Regions from separate parts of the Homo sapiens genome. Here region 2 is linked to region 1. The links are chromatin loops, found by intact Hi-C in ENCODE. Cell type or tissue: Caco-2. All regions are shown on one strand. Each heading gives the region's core, and the rest is flanking DNA. Links, peaks and the distances in the headings are about the cores only. Region 1 overlaps LOC107984370 (a long non-coding RNA gene). Region 2 holds the start of LINC02682 (long intergenic non-protein coding RNA 2682).

Region 1 (12,245 bases), core at 2,727-10,726:
TCATAATTGTTATTTATTTTTTTTTATTCATTCAACGTTTAGCATAAGCCTACTATGTGCAACACACTGAGGTAGGTACTTAGGACACAGAGATGGGTAAGCCTGATCCCTGGCTTCTGGGAACTCACATCTAATGGGTAAAAACAGAGTGAGAAGTAACAGATATCCATAAAAAGCTATGAGAGGCTGGGCGCAGTGGCTCACGCCTGTAATCCCAACACTTTGGGAGGCCGAGGCGAGTGGATCACGAGGTCAGGAATTCAAGACCAGCCTGGCCAAGATGGTGACACCCTGTCTCTACTAAAAATACAAAAAAAAAAAAAAATTAGCTGGGCGTGGTGGCAGGCGCCTGTAATCCCACCTACTCAGGAGGCTGATGCAGGAGAATCGCTTGAACTCAGAGGGCAGAGGTTGCAGTGAGCCGAGATCATGCCACTGCACTCCAGCCTGGGCAACAGAGTGAGACATTGTCTCAAAAAAAAAAAAAGCTATGAGAAAACTCTGTCATTAAAGAACCCACTGTCTGGGGATAGTTGGTACAACATCCAGAGAGGTATTTGAGCTGAATATTAAAGAAGAAGAAGAATATTAATATTTATTGCAATTTATTGGGACTGTTCTGTGTGCCAATCACCGAGTAGTGGTTTATCATTTTACTGGAGTCTACATAATAACTACATAAGGTGAATACTTTGTCATTTTGCAGGTGAGGACACTGAGTCTTAGGGAGGTTAAGAGAAGTGCCTATAATATTTCTGTTGGTATATCAAAATAATTGAGATTTCAACCCAGATCAGCGTGGTTCTGAAGGCCATACTCTTCCTTGCAAACAAATGGGCCAATCAGCGACTCAGGTGAGAAAAAGAAAAAAAAAATTGTCCTGTGACTTACAGGCATGTCTTCACGGTTTTTTTAAATGTAATATTTGATACATACAAAATAAATTGTTGATGCATTTAAGTTTCTATATTTGGATATATAAATGTATATTTATTTTTAAAAAATTATATGTACATAATATGTATACATGTATGATTATTTTTTAGATGAATAGCTTGTCAGGCATTTTGATACATAGAAGAAGAGGGTTATATCTGTACCAAATATGATAATATTTTTATACATATTGGTAACCTTCTTTCTCACTTAACAACAGTCAAGAATGTATTTTTGATGTCAGCAAATCTATGTCTATATCATCCTTATTAATCCTGTTACATGTTCTTTGAATGGATAGATACCATCATTTATTTAACCTATTCTCTCTTCAAACATTTAGCTTCATTTCAATTTTTAAAATTGTCATGAATAACGTTGTGATGATCATCCTTTGCACAAATGCCTTTGCCTATTTATCTAATCATTCTCTTAAGATAAATTTTTGGAAGGGAAATTGCTGGGTCAAATGTTTAAGATCATTGATGTGTTTTGCCACATTGTGGCAAATGTGAAATGTATTTGAAATGTATTTGCACATTTCATCATGTGCAAATTTATACTTTCATTAACAGTTTATGAAGGTGGCCTGACATTTTGGCTTTTGTTTTATATTGCTATGTTTCTTTTTTTTTAATCTTACTGATAAAAAGGATTTAAAGTCCTTTAAGTCTGAAGGCTAAGAACCCTTTGTCTTTCACACATTCTATAGTGTATTTGCCATACAGAAATATTTCATTTTTATATAGTAAAATGTATATGTTTTTTATGGTTTCAGCTGCTGATGCAATATTTAGGAAAACTTTCCCTAATCGTGATCATAAATTTCCCTTTAGATATTTTTGTGGCCTCAGTTTTTACATTTTATTTTTTAATTAATTCAGAATTTAATGGTGTAAGGTAGGAAGAAAAAATCCAAATTAATATGTTTTCGGGTACCATCTTTTGCCCATCTCTCCACAAATGAGATATTACTTCTATTATATACCACATAATAGCATGGAGGAGTGTTCTGTTATTTTCTGCTGATCCATTCATCTATTTTTTTCACAGAATTATGCTATTTTAATTATTACTGCTCTATAGTATATTTAATGTCTAGCAGGGCTAGCCTCTTCTCATGGTTTTTTTTTTCAATAATTTTAATATAGTCTTTTCCATTTTTTTAGTTCCAGAAATGAGGTTATGAGGTAGAGGATAACTTTTGAAAGTATGACAGTAATATGCATGACAAGGGGTGTTGTGGTTTTTAAAAAAATAAAATCAATCTCATAATTTCATAGCCACACTCAGTTCATTTCCATGAATGATGTGATTCTGGCACTTAGAGTCTGGCATGCTCTATCTATCACTAAACTTACTATATTCTGTTTGCCAAGGACCTTGGCAGGAGCCTTTGTTCATTCTGTCTACATGGAAAGCCAATATAGCATCATAGTAGGAGTGTAAGATCTAGCTGTGTGACCTTGGGCAAGCTATTGTACCTCTCTGAGCCTTGGTGTCCACATTTGTAATAGGAGAGTAACAACACACTTCCTCATAATATGTGAGCTATTACAGATGGAAGGCATTTAGAAGGGTGCCTAGCACAGAGTCAATGAACATTAAATACTCAGTGTACATTAACTAGTGTCATTGTGTACCAGTGGTCTTGTCACTACAGGAGTTTGCTGACTCGGAAGGGGAAGATTGAAGGAAAGACGTTAAATCAGGAAATATGGGTTAAATAAAATGAAATTTCACAAGCCTTTGCATATGTTTTTATGACTGAGAAATTATTGTTAAGTTGTTATTTCTCATGGCATCCAGGGTGCTAGGTCTTTAAAGCAAGCTGTGGCCTGGCTACAGAGGGGCCATGTAGTGTCAGGGCACACCTTCCACATGAGGACCCTGAACAAGCCAGTTCATCTAAACTTACCGCAGATTTTACATAGCACTGTCACTTTGACCTTTGACAATCTAGTCAGCTGAGAGCTCAGATTTGCTGTCAGACTTCAGTTCTCCCTCCCGCCTCTGCTCAGAGCAGATCTCTGCTGCTGTCAGCTGAGAGTCCGAGTATGGGTACTGAGCTCGGCAGTCAGACTGCTCTGAATTAAAAGCCCAGCTCTGCCACAAACCACTTCTGTTTTGGTCCTTTCTGAAGTTTTCTTCAACTGAATAATGAGTATGTTATGCCTTCCCTGCCAGTTTACCATGAGGATTAGGTGAGAATAATATACAGGAAAGCATTTTATAGAATGCCAGGCATACAGTAGGTGCTCAGTAAATGTCATTGTATCAGTAAGGAATGTTTGATTCTAAGTAACAGAAAATCAAATCCAAACTAGCTTATACAGTGAAGAAAAATTATTGGTTCTATAATTGGAGATCCAAGAAAAGGCTGGAATTCAGGAGTAGTTCAATTCAGTTGCCTAACCATGTCACCTAGAATTTGTTTGTCTATTCATTTATTTGTTTCCTCTCTTTTCACCCTGCTCATCATATATTCAGTTTCTCTCTAAAGCTCTCCCTGTCTCATAGTTCCAAAATGTGAGCAGGTATCCAAGGAGAACAAAATAGGACCACACCCAGATATTTCCCCAGATGAGTTAGAAAAAGCTCTCCCAGAAACCCCCAGCAAATTTCTTTTCTTGTAATTCAACAGCCAGAATTGGGTCATGGCCAGTCCCTGAACCAATAATGATGACCAGAAGAGAGATTATGCACATTCCCTGGTCTGAACCACAAGCCCTAGATATAGAGTCACATTTTTACCAGTGCAAGAACTATGTCGAGACAGAAAGATGGAAACTGAACCAAAAATCAGAGTAATTACAGAAAGAAGGGGGAATGGATATAAGGAAAAGAACTATAATGTCCACTCCTTGTTTCCCCAATCCCCAGCAGAATACAGATGAGTGGATGGACAAGTCCTCACTGAAACTTGAGACCTCAAACTTTTGATTGGATACTGGATCAATGAAGGGGGGAATGCTCAAACCACCATGTAGTGACTAAAAATATGCTTCCTAAACAATAACAGGGAATATAGCAATAATAATAATGTACATAGTTTTAAAATATTTATGCCTTTTTATTTTTATTTTTATTTTTTATTTTATTTTATTATTATTATACTTTAAATTTCAGGGTACATGTGCACAATGTGCAGGTTTGTTACATATGTATACAGGTGCCATGTTGGTGTGCTGCACCCATTAACTGGTCATTTAGCATTAGGTATATCTCCTAATGCTATCCCTCCCCCCTCCCCCCACCCCACAACAGTCCCGGGTGTGTGATGTTCCCCTTCCTGTGTCCATGTGTTCTATGCCTTTTTAAAGATCAAAAATAGCTTTATTCAAAACCACTTAAGAAGTAACTATTTGGATCTATGCTGAAGGCCAAATATCAAGTCATAGGCACACTTTTTTTTTTTTCTCTTCAATTCCTTCTGGCCCTGGGACCTTTCTCTTTCAGTTGTTCCCTTTCTCTCTGCTTCTCCTCCTGCTTCCCTTTCTCTCTCTGTTTAGATTTTATTAGCCTCAAGTACCTGGGAAGAAATCTGGAGTGAGAGGGACAGAGGTGCCCCACAATGTGGGGCCCAAGACCTGAGTGGCCCCAAGTGAATCCTCAGCCCATTGCCCACTGCAGAGGAAAACTTAGTCTCCCCAAAAGGTTGAATGGCCGAGCCCTTCATGCCTCTGGGTTGCTAAGCAACAAACACTTCAAGTTTGGAAATCTTTATCCACACCGGATATATTATCCTGGCAAATTGGACTTTCAGATCTGGCAGCAATGGAAAGAGTAACTTTTTTAAAAATAGAGACAATTTAGATGATTTCAAAGACATCTGGTCTCTTTTTCCAGCAATGTCTGACTCTTCTCTTTCACTAAGCATATTGGATCCAAACACTTCACATGTACAAAAGCACAAGGTCCCCGAAGAAAGAAGTGTTTCAGTCGCAAAAAGCCGACTCACAGAAAGTGCTGCCAGTTGGAAAGGCCTAGAACTGACTAAGGCAACAGCAGCAGGGCATATGTTCTAGTTTCCTCCCTCTATTTGACCCTTCTTTTAACCTGGTTTCTTCCAAGTGCCCCTTCCCTCTCACTCTGATCCTCTCTGGTACTAATTCTCTTTCCCACCCTCTGTCTTGCATTCCCTCTTCTCCTTTCTCTTTTCCTCACTCCCACCTTTCTCCCAGCAAACTTCCATCCAGTTTTCTTTCTCTCTATCCTTCCTTCCCCAAGTTAGAGAAAACACAAGGACAAGAGTCAACACAATGACACGGGCCAGGATCCTGGGTCTTCTTCCTGCTTCTTCGGTGGGGGATGGAGTTGGTTGTTCATTCCTCCTTCACTCCTAAACAGTCCACAGGAGTGAACTTGTGGTTGAGGTAATCTCAGGGCACATTCTCCCTCCGCTGTGTCCTTTAAAAAAAAATTGAAGACAAACCCAAACACCAAATAGCTCCTCCACCTGCTTGCTAATGTCTAGAATTCCTCCAACAGAGGACATTACATTCCAGAATTAAAGACCAAGTTTCAAACATAAATAATAAACAACTCACATCTGGGCAGCTCTTAATAGTTTTGAAAACACGTCCAGCTGTTTCTCACAAATTCCCTCATTTGACCCCCACAATAATCTAGAGATGGAAGCATTATCATTGCTATCATCTCCATTTCAAAATGAGAAACCTGAGGCTTAGTTTAAGTACCTTTTCTGAAGTTACTTAAGGTGTAACCCAGATCCATCTGACTCTAACGTCCACATTTTTCTCCATGCCACTTACTTCTCCAAGAGGGAACCGTAGTGACTTGGCATGATGAGAAGCCTTCCCTAAGTTCTTCAGACCCCAGATTCCCCCTTGATCTCTACCTCTCTGAAATCCTTGACTTGTGATTATTGCTGTTGAAACCTGTCAGTGGGGTATGCTGCCACCAGATGGCAGATGACACTCTGGTTTCATGGAGAGCTCCAGACTTTTACCATAACTAAAAATGGGAGTCAAGTGTTTTTCCATATTTTTATCTCCTTATAATCAAAATTATAGTTCACTAAAAAATAGCCAAACAGCATTCCACATCTACAAAGATGAAGATGACGTGAAGCAAAAATATATACAGTTGTCCCTCGGCATTCTGGGGAATTGGTTCTAAGACCCCCTACGAATATCAAAATCTATAGATGCTCAAGTTTCTTACATAAAATGATGTGACATTTGAATATAACCCATGCGCATCCTCCTGTATATTTTAAATCATCTGTGGATTACTTATAATACCTAATACCATGTAAATGCTATGTAAATAATTGTTACACTGTAATGTTTAGGGAATAATGACAAGGGCAGTCTGTAGATGTTCAATACAGACACAACTATCCATTTTTAAAAATATTTTTTATCCGTGGTTGGTTGACTCCACAGATACAGAAACTATGGATATGGAGGGCTGACTGTATTTAAAGGAATAAATTTACATGATATACTTATTTGATAAATTTGATAAATATATTTATTCGAGAAACATACATGATGTATTTATATACATGATATACATACACCATATATTATATATATAATGGACCTTGACTATTAACAAGCCTAACTCATTCACAGTCTACATCAAGTTTCTGAGATATTGGCAAAGGCATTTTAGGGTTATTGCCTTCTTATCCTGGCCACTCACTTCCCTAAATACTAGCCCAACTGGAGAAGACAGAATGGTTCTCAAACTTTAGTGAACATCAGAATCACCCGGAGGGCTTTGTTAAAGCACACATTTCCACATCGCAACTCCTGAGTTTCTGATTCAGTAGGTCTCAAGTGGGGCCTGAGAATATGCATTTCTAACAAATTCCCAGGTGATGCTGATGCCACCAATCTAGGGACCACATTTGGAAAAGCACTGGGCTAAGGCAAGACACCCTGTTTGACTGTCGTAAGTTCCCCCTTTTCCCTTGCCTCTTACCAAGAGTGTGGAGAAGAGAGATTGAGCTCCATGGCCTCCTGGCCAGAATCTGGGGTCTTACTGTGAATGACTAACCAACAGCCTCAAATGCTGTGGCTGGCACAAATTAACTTTGGGTCACTTTCAGTACATATTTCTGCCATTCATTGCCACCTTCTGATCAGATGTTCTCTGATATCAATGCCTATCAGCAGATCATTAACTATACCGACAGGAAATGCTAACATCTATTAAAGCTGTCAGCACTGAGGTAAGCAATGCTTTAATTAGCTCATCTAATTGTCGTAATAATTAATTGAGAAAGACAATATTATTAACCCCCTTTTACAGATGAGAAAACAGAGGATCAAGATTACAAACCCAGTACATTGCAGAGCCTGGACTAAATACCAGCTTTTGTCTATCTTCAGAAGATAAGCTCTCAGCTTTTAGATACTGACTCTTAAGTTTCCAATGTGGATACTAAAAGTTAGATTCCTGCCTCCTCAAGTCAGTTTCTTCAGGCTCCTGTGGCTTCCGTTTTCCCAGCCTTCTCATTTTCCCTACTGGTCTCTGTCTATGCCCACCAACCAGTCAGGACATCTCATGTAGTCTCTGTCTAAATCCTCTGCCTTAGTCCACCATACTGGATGAAGAGGGGAAACATTTAGAAATGAAGGTCCCAAGGTTTCCCAGAGTCTTAGGCAGCAAAGATAAGTTTGACTGTATTCCCCAGATGATACTTTCTATGGCAGAGAAATGGAATCAGATACCTTATAATGAGCTCTAACAGATGTTATGTTGGTGAGTTGAAGCAGCATTCCTAAAAATCTGTCCCATTTAGAAACAAACTATGCAGACTTAGTATGAAAGAAGAAAGAAAGAGAAAAGAGAAAAAAGAGAAAGGAAGGGAAGAGAGAGAGGAAGGAAGGAAGAGAGGAAGGAAGGAAGGAGGGAAGGAAGGAAGGAGGGAGGGAAGGGAAGGAAGGAAGGAGGGAAGGAAGGAGAGAAGGAAGGAGGGAAGGAAGGGAAGGAAGGAAGGAGGGAAGGAAGGAGAGAAGGAAGGAGGGAAGGAAGGGAAGAAGGAAGGAAGGAAGGAGGGGAGGGAAGGAAGAGGGAAGAAGAGAAGTAGGGAGGAAGGAAGGAAGAGGGAAACAAAGAACTAACATAGGAGAAAACACAGCAAAAGAACAAAAGGAAATTCTTCACAATTATTTTATGTTTTATAATATCTTAATAAGCATATAAATTCAGGAACATAAGGGCTGAAAGACAAGACAATGAGATTAAAAAGAAAAAAGGAGATTGAGGATCTAAGGAAACAAATTGAGGACCCACACCACATCATTACAAAACTAATGCAAAAATTAGAGATAACAAGGAACAGGTATATTCCACTGAAAATAAATTATTTACATGGATGAGAGTCTGAGATAATCACAGTAAAGGTAGATTAAAACAAAAACATTAGAGAAAGTACAAAGAAGCTAATAGATTTTTTAAAACACCTAATAAAGAAGTATGCAAATCCAAAAGTAAAATTTTAACAATCATCTAAATAAAGAAAAAAAATTGAATATGCAAGTTGAAAGACATACCATGTTCCAGGAAAATTTAATGCAGACAGTTCAAGATAGATACATACAAGTTAGTTAAATAATGGCACTTTGAACATTCATACAGTCAGGAAAAGCACATCATTATAAGGGGTTCAAATCAGGCTTGCCCTAGCCTCTCCCACAGCAACATTTCATGCCAAAAGACAGTGTTCACAATGTCTAAGGGAAAGAAAGTGCACCCAGGATATTATGGCCATACAAGAATGGTATTAAATAAAAAAGCAATGAACTTTCTCAGACATGAAAAACCAGGAATACAGCACCCATGAGCCCTTCTTGAACAAAACTATGTGACAATAATATTCAGCCAGTTAAGAAATAAAGAAAAGAAATAAACTTAGGAATTGAAATATCATGAAAAAGCACTAGTGGTAGGTAACAAATCTATTTCCTGAATTAAACAATACCTCTCTATGAAGCCTGCTCCATCTGCCTTATTTACTATGGCAGAGTGTGCCCCACCTTTCTCCAGCATTCGTGGTCTACCTTACTTTGCTTTACTTTTGGCTTTGGTTCTAAAGAATGGCACCCTATATTTTACTTTTTTGTTTGTTTTTTGTTTTGTTTTGTTTTGTTACCTTCTGCCCCATAGAAGTTAATCGGGGGAGCTGGGATTAAACACTTGCATGAAATATGGAAACTATTCTAGTCATGGAGCAGAGCCTGGGAGCCATACATCTGAACAGTGTAAAAATAACAAGGTAACTAACAAGACTTAAGTTTTGTTGGGAAGGGAGCTGGAAGAAATCTGAGCACTAATGCCCTTATCTTTCACAGCCCAAACACAACTGATACTAAAATTGAACCATGTAGTTTCAGAAGAAATGATGACTGCCACCTTTTGATGTTTTAGATAATCATTTAATTAACCTGAGAAGATTTTTCAAAAAATACTATGCTACAGTAAAGAAAAATTTATTCAACAATTTCTATAGTTTTACTTTGGTATATTTTTTTCTGTTGTATTCCAGTAAATTTAAAGTTAATACTTCATATTTTAAGATAGCATTTACAGTTATGATCTCATTTTTATTAAAGTGTTTTTAGATACGTATGTGTATGAATACAAAAACAATAGTGATGATGTTTATTTATTCTTAAGGAGAGCTATTTCTGAGTAGTAGTATTTGGGTTAATTTTACTACATTCATGTTTCAACTTTTTTCTATTAATTATTTTTCATGAGCATAAACCTTTTTTCAAATATAGTAGAATGGTCAGTCTTTGTTTTAAAAAAAGGAAAAAAAATGACTGGGAACATATATGTCAAGATATTGATGTAGATATAGATGTGTTAGTGCACATGTTGGAAGTGATAGAACTTGAGCCTTAACCTTCGGTTAACTTGCATTTCTTTCTGCTACCAAAACTCCCTCTTGGACTTGCAATATGAAGTGAAGAAAACTAACGCTAACTGGAGAACCCACTAGGTGCTTTTCCATGAACTTTTGGTTGCCCCTAGTGTAGGAATAATTTCACTATTTTAGAGGACAAATTTGAGACTCACATAGGTTGTGATTTGCCTAGTTTTGTACAGTAGGAGAGATGATAATAATAATAATGTAGTGAGTACTCTATGGAGAATCTCTCTTGGTCCATTACAGCAGCATGTAATGCCTGTCATTTTTATTTATTTTTAAAATGTGGTCCAGAGAGATGACTTATATTGTCAAATGTCCCACAGCTAGAAAGTGGCAGTGCCAGGACTAGAACTCAGGTCTGTCTCAGACTCAAGCCCATGCTGCTCTCTCTACTATGCTCTCACCAGGCTGGGGAAGAGGAGTGGCCATGCTGACCACCCATAGGGTCTCAGAGTGATTGCAATTTGGCTGCTTGGACCCTGCCAGAGAGCCTCAGAATTTCAATGTATTCAGAGCTAGGAGATCTGTGGGTTGCCTCAGTCATGAATCTTCCTGTCCCCTCCTAGATGTCCCTGCTGAGCTGAACAGGCAACATGGCAGCTCTGATGATTTCCCAGGGTAGATCCAGGGCCAGTCCCCTGGGATCTCAGGCCCCATCTCAGCAAGCATTTACTAGGTGGCTCTGATACAAACACCCAGCCAAGAAATAGTCCCAAATAATGGCCAGGTGAGTGTAGACCATAGCTCCATCCAATGGGTGTCAGGAGATCTGGATTTCCATCCGTCTTCTGCCGTCTCTTTGTGGTGTGACCCTCAGGAAGTCACTTGATGTCTCTGAGCCTCATTTTCCTTCTCAGCAAAATGAAAGAGTTTTACTACTGGACAGCTTTCAAAGTTCCCAGCTCAATATTTCTATGATTTAGTCAGAGAATGAGGGTCTCTCTTCGTAGAATCTGGGTGGTTGGTGGCGGGGTTCTCTTTGAGAAGGTATATAGCAGCCGGGGAGGGAACCAAGTCAGCAAGGAGGAGAGGGCTGGGATTACCCCCCAGACAGAAAGGAGCAACTTCAAGGAGGTGGGCCCTCAAGGCCGTGGGAAGGGGTCTTCAACACAGACCTTTTCTTTCCTCCATCAGGTGGGTCTTGGCAGCTGGGATGCAGGCGTGCATGGACCACAGACCTTTAGGAGATTATCTGCTAATCATGGCCTGGACATGAGCACTCAAGAGGTGTTGCCTGAAGAATGAGATGCTTTTTTATGATGCAGTAAAAGAGAGGAAATCGCCTTGGCCTCTTGCCTTGTCCTGTGCTAAGTAAGCGGGCAACCTGAGCCCAGCCTCCCATTGGCAAAGGCTCTGAGAGCTCAGAATTTCCACCAGGGGCTGCCATTTCATAAGGAGGCTGTGGGGGGTGGGGGGGCGGAGTGGGGGCAAGAGAGACAGGCCCTGTCTCCAGACATTCAGGAGAGGCCGAGGATTGCTAAAACGACACTGAAAGTTTAGAAGAGCTAGGGTCACACACTCTACATTAGCAACATTATATTCTCACAACCGGAGAGTAAATCACTGGCCCCATTTAGGGAAAGAATTTCCCTCTAAATGCTACTATTGGAATAATCAATTATATCATCTCTGAAAAGTAGCCCATGCCCAGAACCAACTCTCCTCCCACTGACAACTCCCATTCACTTTCAGGATATCTAGTGATAATTTTCCCTCCAAAGATAAAACAGTGAGTTCTGCCAGTATTTCCCAACTGTCAGCCAGGAACTGTGTTGAGCACCTTAGCACTCGTAAGAGTTAACGCAGTGAGCCAACATGGATCCGGTAGCTTTACATGCATTAACTTATTTAGTCCTTACAACAATGCAGATTCAGTCAAATAAAAAACAAAGTTAATATTGTTATTCCCCCCATTCACAGATGGGGACACCAGGTACCAGAAATATTAAGATGCTCAAGGTCATACATACAACTGGTAAGTAGCAGAGTCAGGAATCAACTTCAGGCTGGTTTATGCTTTTAACCACCGCACATCTGCCTCTCATCATTTATCATTGTAAAGGTAGGTATCTTGGTTCTCCCTCCTTCCAACACCATGCTTCCTCTTAACACATGTAGGAAGACCCTTTTGCCTTTATTTCACTCTCTCCCAGGCTCCTTCCCATGGGAGGGATGGCTTATTGGTGGGTGCCATGGCAAGAATGTGAAATTCATTGGTCCATCCCCTTACAATAGATGGAGGTGATGGGTGGCTTCCCTCGGTGCTGTTGAGTCTCTGCAATTGTCAGGCTGAGGAGCTCTGTGATCCTCCATTCAAGTGGCTCCATGAGGATCTGTCCTGCAGACCCAAGCCCTCCTTCAATCAGGCCCCATCTAGACTAGAAAGGCAGGTTTT
Region 2 (12,245 bases), core at 2,206-10,205, 58 kb after region 1:
CACAAACAGAGCCACAGAGCTGCCCCCAGGCTGGCCGCCCAGAAGGCCCACACCTCCGTCCCACCCTCTTGGGCAGCCACCCCTGGAACCAGGAGCCAGGTATCAAGCTTCAGCTGGCTGGACTCCCGGCAGCGCCTGCTGGCCCGCACCGGGCCTGCAGCCCAACCTGCCCACAGGCGCTGGCCACCGCCTGGGCAGCGGGGCTCAGAGCTCAGCCTGTTAGCACCCACCAGCCACCTCCCTCCTCTGGCCCCAGGAGCTGGCTTGGCAGTGGAGCAGGGTGAGTGGATGGGGGTGCCCTGACTCACTAAGCTCCCCAAGACCTCCAAGTTTGCTCCAGGACCCCTTCCATGAGGTAACATGAAACCCAAGCACTCAGGCCAGAAACAGAATGTTTTGAACAATTTGAGGGGAAAAAATTATTCGGACCAATTTTAAGACATCTGAGAGCTCAAGGGGAAAATCGCAGCCACCTCTTCAGGCACTATTGTGTGTCCGCGCCAAACCCAAACGGCTTGGACTGAAGTAGCACGAAGGCTGAGAGGCCCTGCATCCCTCCAGCAGAGGACTGGCCTGACGCCCGGCATCTGGTGCTTCGGTCCTCTGGGCCACCGGGCATTCTCTCCTCTGTGACTCCACACAGCCGACCTATTTTCTGGACTCCCATTGTGTGTGCTTGATGCTCAGAGGTACCACCCACCAGCTAGAGCCATCTCGTTGTCCTTCAAACTCAGCCAGCCATTGCTTCCTCCTAAAACTTCCTTGGCCCCTCCAAGACACCTTGCTGACACGTTAATGGTGCCACGTGGTCCCTAGGACTACCCTTCTCTGGGCCCCTACCAGGCACTGAGCTCTGAACGGGAGCTTGAAATAGGCCCCCTGGGTTAGAGCACCATCACCTTAGGAGGTGGGCGGAGTCACTCATGTCACGGATGGGGACACTGAGGCTCAAAGAATTTAAGTCTTTTACCCAAAGTCACAGCTAGTGGGGTCTGCAGCTGGAATTTAGAACTGGGCAGTAAAGAGCCAGGGGCTGTCCTGCTGTCTTTTCACAACACTCCCCTGGAGGGGAGCAGAGAGGGAGCCACCAGCTTTGCTTGGGGAGAGAGAAGCGTGAGGAAAAGCAGAATAAGCAGAATGCAAACGTTAACAGTGAAAGCAGTAATTAAAGGAGGAAAGGACAGCATCCAGGCAAACAGGCAGGGAAGAGCACTCCGAGGGGAAGCGGAGACCGTAGAGGCCAAGAGGAAGGAGAAACGGCAGCCCTCTGCGGCTCTGGGGCAAGAGGAGAAGGAAATGGGGGACAAGGCTGGAGAGGCAGGCCGGACTCTGGCAGCACCGCCGACCCACAGCCCCTCCACTCACACAAACAGACACACACACACCACACACAAAACCACACTCACACACATACACACGTCACACCGGCCCTACACACAAGCGTGTACACACACACACCCACACACACCTGCCCCCACACACACACATTTCACACACACCTGGCCCTCTACACACACATATCACACTCACACACATACACACATCACACTCGGCCCTACACACACGTGTATGCACACACACACACCACACACACACCCACACACCAGGCCCTACACACACACAGACACACACACCTCACACACTGCCCTACACACCTAGCCTACCAGACACACACACATCCCACACCTGGCCCTCCACACACACACACACACATGCGCGCCCCACACCTAGCCCTCCACACATACACACACCCCACACATCTGGCCCTCCACACACACACGACACCAGGCCTTCCCCACACACACCACGCACACACATACACACACTATACTTGGCCCTATACACAAGCATGCACACACACACACGCCATACAGACACACACCACACCTGGCCCTACACACACACCACTCACATACACGTCACACTTGGCCCTACACACACACACATACTACACACCTGGCCCTCCACACACACACACACCACACTTGGCCCTACACACACACACATACACACCCCACACACACCCCACACCTGGCCCTCCACACACACACACATCACACTTATACAGATACATCAGTCGGCCCTACACACACACACACACACACACACACACGGCCCTATATACACATGCACACACACACACCACACACACACCACACCACATACACACTTGGCCTTCCACACACACACACACATCACACACACACAGACATATATACACAACACCCATCACACTTGGCCCTACACACACAAACACACCACACACTGGCCCTACACACACACACACACATCACACATCACACTCAGCCTTACACACACACACACCACACACCTGGCCCACCACACACACTCATACAAACACACACATCACATTTGGCCCTACACACACACACCCCACACACACTAGGCCCCCTACACACACACACACACACACACCAGCCAGCCCTAGGGGCTTAGCCCTTGTTCTCTGGGTGAGGAGAAGCCATGGTGGGGATCCATGATGGGAAGTAGAAAGCTCAGATCTGACTGGAGACCCATCCCTCCCTCAATAACCCCTGTGGAGCCCATTCTGGAAGTCATGCGGAGCCACGTGAGCACTGCTGAGACCAGCCCAGATACAAAAGACAGGTCTGGGAGGCATTCAAGAGGCATAACTTTTTAAAGTATATTGTTGTCTGGTTTATACGGCATTTGATCATATTCAAGTGGAAGAAAAATCTTTGGTTTGATTTTTCCCCTTTAAAAAGTGTTATTCGTGCTTATAACAAAAACAATTTTTTAAACAAGCAAAAGTATATGAAGTAAAAAAGAGAAAGTCACCTTCCTGTCCTCCCCAATCTACTCTGCCCAGAGGTCAACACTGCCATGAATTTGGTCCTTTCTGAACCTTCTATTTGCACAAAGGTATGTGGCTATGCACATGTAGAGGGTGTTTTTCTTACTTAAGAGTTATACATACTCTGTATCTTGCTGTTTTTCACTCAATAATATATGGTGAGCATCATTATTCAACCATTCAATAAATATTTGTTCGGATCCCACTGCGCAGACAGGGAAGTCAGGTTCCTGCCATCACAGTTTTCACAGACCCGGGTAGGGGAGACCGGCAATGGGAAGGAAGTCATTGAATAATTACAAATTGTGATTAGGGCTGTGATGGTGCGGTGTGAGACAGTAATGGGTGCACTGATTTGAGACGGGGTGAGGGGAGTCCTCTCTCAAAGGAGACATTTAAGCTGAGACTGAAAATATAAGAGCCAGAAGAAAAGCCTGTGAGATAGGGGGGACAGCCTGCACCAAGGCCCTGCACAGAGCAGGGAACGGGGAGGAGCTCAGCAGGCTCAGACCTGTAGGGATCCCAGTGCCATAGGGGCTTGGTGATCTAGGACAAGAGAGGCAGGTGATGAGGCTGGGAGATGGGAAAGGTCTGTCGACCAAGGTAATGAACTTGCATCTTGTTCTAAGAACAGTGAGAGAGTTTTAGGCAGGAGAATTATATTATTTGACTTGTGTTTTAAAAAGAGACTGCTGTCTGCTGCTTAGAGAAGGGATTACAAGGGAACAAGTATGGAGGCAGGCAGACCACTTAGAGATAGGATTGGCAAAGCAACACCTCTCCAGAGATGTCCACATTCTAATCCCCAGACCTGTGAATGTGTTGGGTTATGTGGCAAAGGACATGTAAGTTGGAAAAAGGGGGATGCAGATGGAATTGAGATTACTAGTCAGCTGACTTTAAGATAGAGACATTGTCCTGGATTACCCAGACAGGCCTAGTGTAATCACAAGAAACCCAGAGAGTGGAAGTGAGAAGCAGAAAAGGAGGTCAGAGTGATGCCAGATGAGAAGGACTGGATGAGCATTGCTGGCTTTGAAGAGGAATGAAGGAGACCAGGAGCTGAGAAATGCAGGAAGCCTCTAGAAATTGGAAAAGGTAAGGAAATCGAATCCTCTCTGGATCCTCCAGAAAGGAATGTAGCCCTGCTGACAGCTTGATTTTATCCCAGTGAGACCCCTTTGAGACTTCTGAGCTATTGAATTATAAGATAAAAATTTGTGTTGTTTTAAGCCTCCAAGTTTTGGGTAATTTGTAACAGCAGCAAATAGAAGACTAATTCAGGAGGCTAATGCAGGAGACTGAGTGAGAGGTGCTGGGGCTTGGACCAGGAAGGTGAGAAAGAAGTAGAAGAAATAAATATTTATACTTACAATGACAAAGAGAGAGAGACTCATGGGCTGGGGGAGACTTGGGGACCAATTGGATGCAGATGTTGAGGGAGAGGAAGTCCTGGGTGTCCCCAGGTTTGGGGATAGAGAAGTGCATGATGGTGGTACTTGACTATGCCGGCCCAGTGAGGGCAGGAACTTTGTGTCATTCGCTATTGTGTCCCCAGCACTCATCCAAATGCTGGAACATAGCAGGTGCTCAATAAATATCTATCTAATGAATTGATTAAATAAAAGAAAGAATCTAGAAAGCCCAAGGTTGGGCAAAAGCAGTGAGTTCAAAGCTCAGCACTACCTCTCCTAAGCAGCTCTGTGGCCCAACACAGCCATCAGTAGGGTAAGGAAAGATGATGCCACCATGGAGGAGCTCTTTGGCTGCACCTGTGCTTGTGGGGCTGCGCTCAGAGAGAGTATGGCCAGCTTCAGGGTCCCCAAGGCAGGCAAGGCAGACAGGAGGCGGCTCAGTGACATTACCCACTAATAGGAGGTCCTTATCACCCAGGATGGAGCCGGGTGCTCTACTTAATTTAGGGGAAAGCTACTCTCCGGGAAACAGGTACCAATTTGCAGCAATCACAATAAGAAACATGCTCTCTCTGGCTGATGCAAGCCAACAAGGTAATAGGGCATTGTGCTGTGGGGAGAGATCAAAAGGATTTTTTTTTCCAGGCCCACGGTGGGCACTTAATCCATCTTTCGCTCTCTCTCTCTCTCTCCCTCCATTACGGCCGTGGATGTACTATTTACAGGACCTACATTAGCTGCCTTTTCAGATATCGCACTTCCTCAAAACCACTTCAGAAGGAAAGTGAATTAGAAATGAATTTGAGACATATGAGCGGCTTTCACTGCCTCCTCCCTGCTCCTGGCCAGCAGCCTGCGGAGCTGGGACCCACACTCTCCCAGCACTGGGTGACACCGTCCCCCAAAGTCTGTGGACACACTGAACCCGCCCATGGGGCTGGTGTGGAGCCCCGAGGCCAAGGGTGAGTGCAGGGCAAAGTGTGGGCGAGGAATTAGAGCAGGAAAGGCTCACACTGGGCAGAGGCAGAGGTCGGAAGAGCGGCTCAAAGAACCAGATCCCGGGAGGTGGTCATTTTGGACAGCCCTCTGCCTTCTGTAAGGCCCCCATCAGGGACAGAGGCCCAGGCTCCCAAATGGGCCATCCACTTATAGCTGTCCAGGCTGCCTCACTCCTGCCATGGTCCCTCCCTGACTTTCTGGGGGCCTAGGCGCTGTGACTAGTTCCGGCAGTTGCCGGACGCCATGTTGGTGAAGCGCCGGGGCTGCTAATGCTCCCTCCCCTCTTCCTCTTTGGCTCTCTCTCTCTCTTTTTCCAGACACCTTAAGGAATTCAACAACCCCTCCCCTGCACACAGGCTTCTTCCAGGTGTGAAATTCCATGAAGGGCAGAGGGAAGGCAGGCATGTGGGAGTTTTCTGTCCCTTGAGTAGGAGAAAGTTTCAGCACAGGAGAACCTGCAGTCAGAAATCCCCTAGCTTGGGCTCCTGCTTGTATAGAGGAAAAAATCTGTGAACAAAGTGACTCCTAGAATTCCTAAAACTAGGACTAGAACCTGACATTTCTGACCCACAACCAAATGCTTTTGCCTGTGTTTGATGAGTTTAAATCAAAGTGGTACAACTAGAAAGAAACTTGGACTTCATCTAGGCTGAGATTTTGGACGTGAAGTTGGAGCCATGGAGGGAAGAAGGGAATCCTCTCCCACTCCAGCTCCCTTTAAATCGTCTTCTTTATTGGGATTTCCCCTAAGAGTCTGGAAGTGAATGAACTATTTCAAGAAGGGGAGAAGCCAAAGGCACACCCCAGGCCATGGGCCTCCTTTTCCACTGCTGGGTTGATGTCTGTGGCAGGCAGGCTCTATAAAGGCCCCTAGTGATCACTGCCTCCTGGAATCTGTGCCCTAGTAATCCCCTCCCCTCGAGTGTGGGCTGGACCTAGAGACTCACTTCTAACAGATAGAACATGGCAAAAATGACGGACTGTCACTCCAAGATTAGGTTACCCAAAGATTCTACTTCTATCTTGCTCACCCTGTCTTACTTGATCTCACTCTCTCCACCTCTCTCTCTGAGGGAAGCCAGATGCCATGTTGCAAGATTTCCTCTGGAGAGGGCCTCTTGGCAAGGAACTGATGTCTCTGGCCAGCAGCCAGCGAGGACCTAAGATCTGTCAACAGCCATGTGAGTGAGCTCTGAAGCAGATTCCCCAGAGTCAGGTTGACGATGACTGCAGCCCTGGCTGATACCTTGACAGCATCCTTGTGAGAGAACTCGAAACCTTGGGAGGACACAGCTAAGCTGTGCCTGGCTTCCTGACCCACAGAAACTGTGTGATGATAATACATGCTTGGGGTAATTTGTCACACTGCAGTAGATAATGAATACAGGCCTTTCTGGAAGGGTGTTTTTCATGAGCAGGGACAGCCATGAAATTGCCACACTCTGGTGTTAAACTCATGTCAGGAGACCCAGGGTCCATTTTTGGCTCTGCCATTAATTCACTGTATGGCCTTGGTCAAGACCTTAAACATTTATGGGCCTTAGTTTCTCCCAATGCTCAACTAGGGAGGACTTCATGATGGCTCCAATTGTATGTGACTGGAGAACTAGGAAAGGGAAGTTTCCATGCCTGAGATGACTGCTGACAGTCCTGAGAAAGGAGACAAAGGGACAGATGCCTGATGGGCCCTGACCATCCCTTTTGCTCTTTTCCCTAGCCCTGAACCGCATGGCATGAGGCATGGCCTCAGTCTTCAGTGACATCCTCTGACCTCAGAGGCCCTGGGTCTCAAGACCTGACAGGATGAAACTCAAGACACTGGCAGCTTCCTTGGGAGGAAGAGAACTGCCCTCCCCGCCCCACAGACTCTGTGCCCAGCATGTACCCTGCCTTCTGCCCCAAAGAAACCTTAATTGGTCTTCTCCAGCTTTCTGTCCTCTCAAGGTCCCACAGGGACTCCTAGCTCAACCCTCCACCCCCAGGTGGAAAACCTCCTCAGGGGACCTGAGTGCCCAGAGAAAGTTTCAGAGGCAAACACCCACCTCTTCCTTTCCACAGACCCCTAGCACCAGCACAGGCCCCTGCAGAGTGACAGGGCCCCAAGACCTTCCCCTCTGTAGCCCAGGTGAAGAGCAGGTGCTCTTCCCTCCACACCAGGCCTAGGATGGTCCCCAAGGTTCCACTGCCCTCCCTTGAGCAGCAGGAAAGCCTGGGAAAAGACAGGCAGCTGCACCACTCCTGGGGGATGAAAACAAGCCCAAATAAGGGTCCATTTATACCAACATTCCTTCAGGCTTCAAGGGAATGCCAGACCAGGGCAGTCTCCCTGCTGTGGCCTCGCCCTTACTGGGGCCAGGCCAGGCCTGAGTCTCTAGGCCGGGAAACGCCGTCTTGCGCCCCAGCAGGCAGGACTGCGGTGAGCAAACTCTCTCTTCTTTGAGTGTGCTTTTTCCTCTCACTGGGTCTCCCGGGAAGTTCCACTGAAGGTCAGCACAAGTTAGGGGTCCCTCAGGGGTTCCTGAAGCCCTGACAGGCAGTGTCTGTAGCTTCTGTGATCACTGCAGAGGGCTCCTACCACCTTTTATGCTCTGGCTGCCTCAGCCACCCTTCTCTTTCGCTCACAAGCTATCCAATCCTCCTAACTCAGAATTTCTCAACCTCAGCACCTCTGACATTTTGGGCTGGCCAATTATTTGTTGTGGGAGCTGCCCTGTACATTACAGATTGTAGAGGAGCATCCCTGGCCTCTACCCACTAGATGTCAGTAGCACACCCCCACCCCACTGATTATAACACCCAAAATATCTCCAGATATGCCAAATACCACCCTCAGTGGAAAGCCACTGTCCTAAATTTAAAGGGCACTGATCAAGTGTTCTAGCTGCAGGGCTTTGTGAGAAGAAAGGCAAGTGGCAGAGAGGAAGGGATCCTCACTGGACCCATGGCCGCAAACCCACACACTCCTAGCTCTCTCCCTGTCTCTCTCACTCCTTCTCTCTCTCTCTCTCACACACACACACACACACACACACATACACAATAACTTGAAAGGCTGGAATGTGTGTCTCTGTTGTATGAATGAAGACCAGAAGAAGGTTAAGTGGCTTGCCCCAAACCACACAGTTAGGCAGAGGCAGAGGTGGGACTCAAGCTAGGCCCATAGGCCCTGACCCATACTGTGCACTATATTGCAGCCCCCCTTCTACAGATGAGAAACTCATGGCCCTTGGACCCTTCTGGAGCCTGAGAAGAGACTGCACCTCCCTTGCTGCTCGTGCTCCCCAGGGGTGTTGGTGTCTGCCGCCTACTTCTAGTGCCAGGCCCCCAGCATTCTCCAGCTCAGTCTGGGTTTCCTGAACCCCCTTGATTGAGTTGTACCTTCCAGTTTCTGAATTGTCCTGATCTTGGGTGATCGATTTGCATACTGTATCGATCTCAAGGGCTGTGTAATATGTTTGATTTGTGGCACTTTGCATAATTTTCTGATTAAGTTGCTTATTTAACCTATTGACCTTTTCTCTTAATTAGAGTATCTGGGTACTGCAAATGTTGAGTAGTAATCAAGCTTCTCGTTTCCCTGAGTGGAATCGCGTCCCTGCCACTTCCCTGCTTCTTCATGATGCTGGCTTCCTTTGGAGTGGGGCACATTGAGCCAGCTGGCCCCCACCTTAACCGAGAGGAGGAAGAGGGGTGCAAGTGGGGCCAGGTCTTTTCTGGTCCCTGCTGTTCAGAAGTTCAGGACCAGGCCAAGACAAGGGACAGCATTGTTTAGAATAAGTACAGTAGTCTTGTCTTATCTCCAGTTTTGCTATCCAAGGTTTCAGTTATTCATGGTCAACCATGGTCTGAAAATAGGTGAGTACAATACAATAAGAATTTTAAGAGAGACAGCATATTCACATAATTTTATCACAATATAATTTTTCCATTGTATTACTAGTTATTGTTCATTTCTAACTGGTCCTAATTTAGAAATTAAACTTCATCATAGATATGTATGTATGTGTGGGAAAAAAATAAAACAGATGCTCCTCTACTTAAGATGGGGTTACAGTTTCTACTGACTGTATATCACTTTCACACTATGGTCAAGTTAAAAAATCCTAAGTTGAACAATCGTAAGTTAGGGACAATCTCTATATACATACAGGGTTTGGAACTGTCTTTGGTTTCAAGCATCCACTGTGGTCTTGGAACGCAACACCCGAGGATAAAGGAGGACGACTGTATTGACAGTTGAGTGGATGAATCAAGACAGGGGTGTGGCCCAGAAGTTTGGACACCCTGACAGTTAGCTATGGTTTGTAACAAACCACCCCAAAATGTAGTGACCTAAAACAACACCCATCTATTATTTCTTATCAAACTGTGGGTTGGCTAGACATTTTTGAAGATCTGGGTCAGACTGGGATGATTTGGGCTGACTTCACTTATGCATCTGCAGTGAGTTAGTGATTTGCAGGGACCTGACTGGTCTACCCCTCAGCTGGAATGACTGTGGTCTACTCTTCCGGTCTCTCATGTCCCTCTAGCAAGTTAATCTGGGCATGTTCTCATGAGACTATAAAAGAGCAAGGATCAAGGTGGCAAGAGAGCAAGCCCTAGTGCACAGAGCTTGTGAAGCTTCTGCAGGCATCACATTTGTTCCCATACCATTGGCCAAAGCAAGTGATCTAGAATCAAGGGGTATGGCGGAGCACCTTGCCCACAATAGGAGTAAAGAAACAGGTCTGGCAAGCCTTTCTGTCTGCCTCAGCATAAGAGGGACCCTAATTAAGTGTTGAGAGTCTTGACACTAGTGCACAACACAGGTGAGCCTCCTCTTCTTGCTCCATCCATCTGAGCACCCGCCCCCAAACTCTAAAGCTGAATGCTGTGAGCTTAGGCTCCAGGGAAATGAGGGTTCAGGGTACAGTTCACTACTGCCTCTATTTTGGCATCTACTTCTTGGAGGACCTCAATTAAGATACCCTTTTGGAGCTGTTACAGACCTGCTTGTTTTCTAGTCATAGTGGGGCAGGAGAAGACAGAGAGGCTGTCTCAAGCTCTTGGTGGCTGCGATCACTGTCCTCTTTCCTAGTGGGGTATGTCATCTTTGCTCTTGCTTCTCTGGAATAAGTGGAATACAGCTTCTGCCTCCAAGGGATCTATGCAGGATGGGGCATAGCTCTCTCCTACTCTCTGACATCTAACCCTGTCTGAAAGGGGAAGAATTGGCCCCATGGAGGACCCCAGATTATTTTCAGAAATCCCCTTCACCAGCATCCAAATACCTCCTCTCCCCTGTTTGGTAGAATGTCCATTGTCTGCCAAAATCCACTCTCCTCTCCTTTCATAGAAAGAGCTTTTTGTTTGTTTTGTTTTACAACTTTATTGAAGTATTAATTACATACAACAATCTGCACATATACAATAAAGTACACAATTTGATGAGTTGGATGCATGGACACACCCATGAAACTACTACCACAATCAAAACAGTGATCATAGCCATCACTCCAGAAGTTTCTTTCTGCCCTTTTGTAGTTCTTCCCTTCTCCTCAGCCTCCCTCATGCCCAGGAAGTCACTAATACGCTTTTTTGTTACTAGACATTGGATTGAATTTTCTAACATCTTATATAATTGGAATAATGCAATATGTACTCTTTTTGGTACACTCACCATAATTATTTTGAAGTTCGTCCCTCTTGTTGCGTATACCAAGAGTTCATTCTTCTTTATCATGGAGTAGTATTCCATTATGTGAATATACCACAATTTGCTTTATTCATTCACTTGTTGAAGGAAAACTTGAATTATTTCCAGTTTGGAGCTTGCTATGGTTTGAATGTTCAAATTCAAATGTTGAAACTTAATCCCCAATGCAATAGTTTTAAGAGATGGGACCTTTAGCAAGGGATTAGGTTATGAAAGCTCCACCATCATGAATGGGATTAGTACCCTTATATAAGGATACACAGCGTTCACCCCCTTCCACCATGTGAGGATGGAACAAGAAGTGTGGTCTGTGAAGCAGAGAGCCCACACCAGACACTGAATCTGCTGGTGCCTTGATCTTGGACTTCCCAGCCTCCAGAGCTGTGAGAAATAAATTTCTGTCATTTGTAAGCCACTCAGTTTAGTATATTTTGCTGTAGCAGTCCAAATGGACTAAGGCAGGGCTATTACAAATAAAGTTGCTATATGTATATACAAGTAGACATATGCTTCCTTCTCTTGGGTAAATATGTAGAATTAGATTGTCTGGATCATGCAGTAGCTGTATGTTTATCCTTGAAAGAAACTGCCAAGATACTGTTTTAAATGGCTATACATTTTACATTCCCACAAGTGGTGTATGAGAATTCTAGTTGCTTTATATTCTCACCAACACATGGAGCGAACAGCCTTTTTAATTTTAGCCATCCTAGTGGTAGAGTAGTAACATCTCATTGCAGGTTTAATTCATATGTGTATTTGCCATCCATCTATATTATCTTCTCTTAAACTGGGCATATGATTGTTGAACTACAGACTCTATTTTTCAACCTCCCTTGCAGCTATTTGTGGTCATATGATTAGTAAAATATGAAAGAAAATTATTTTTTCACTCATGCTTGCTTAAATGAAAATTGCTTGCCCTCAATTTGTACTTTGTATCAATCAGCTTTTGCTGTAATAATACTGCATAAAATCACTCAAAACTCAGAAGCAAATAAACAAAAGTATCTATTTCTTATTCACAGGTCTGCAGGCTTTTGAGTAGCTGCTATGTTCCTGGTTAGGGGTTGAGTTCAGGTCAGTTCCACATGTTTCATTCTAGCACCACAGCTCCAGAAATAGCAGCTACCTTGGGCAGGTTTTGCTCATATCTGAGGTCAGAAGCTTCCAAAGGATCAAACAGAAACTCATGATACCTCTTCGGGCCTAGATGTAGAGCTAGAGCAGGGAAGTTTACCCAACCTGTTAAGCTGAACCAAAAGGAAGTTAAAATTTGTTAAATAATATATAATCT

Evidence for each region. Peaks named below come from ENCODE experiments on the same cell type or tissue, not always from the same donor. Only the 100,000 strongest peaks of a DNase experiment are listed, where the experiment ranks them.
Region 2: it touches region 1 in a loop (2.0-fold over the local background); 3 of 110 quality-filtered maps call a loop at or near these places.

Annotation. Positions count from the first base shown.
Region 1 is chr11:15,846,528-15,858,772 of GRCh38, forward strand. LOC107984370 (a long non-coding RNA gene) reads left to right here. Exons shown (of 4, transcript XR_001748058.2): 3 at 707-854; 4 at 9,082-9,184. It overlaps LOC124902800 (a long non-coding RNA gene), which reads left to right and starts at 10,985. Exons shown (of 2, transcript XR_007062963.1): 1 at 10,985-11,161; 2 at 11,771-12,245. In Caco-2, for the core only: a CTCF peak has its summit at 5,853 (motif pointing right); no DNase peak of the experiment used is centred there.
Region 2 is chr11:15,905,454-15,917,698 of GRCh38, forward strand. It overlaps LINC02682 (long intergenic non-protein coding RNA 2682), which reads left to right and starts at 5,480. Exons shown (of 3, transcript NR_183670.1): 1 at 5,480-5,617; 2 at 6,333-6,431. In Caco-2, for the core only: no CTCF peak of the experiment used is centred there; no DNase peak of the experiment used is centred there.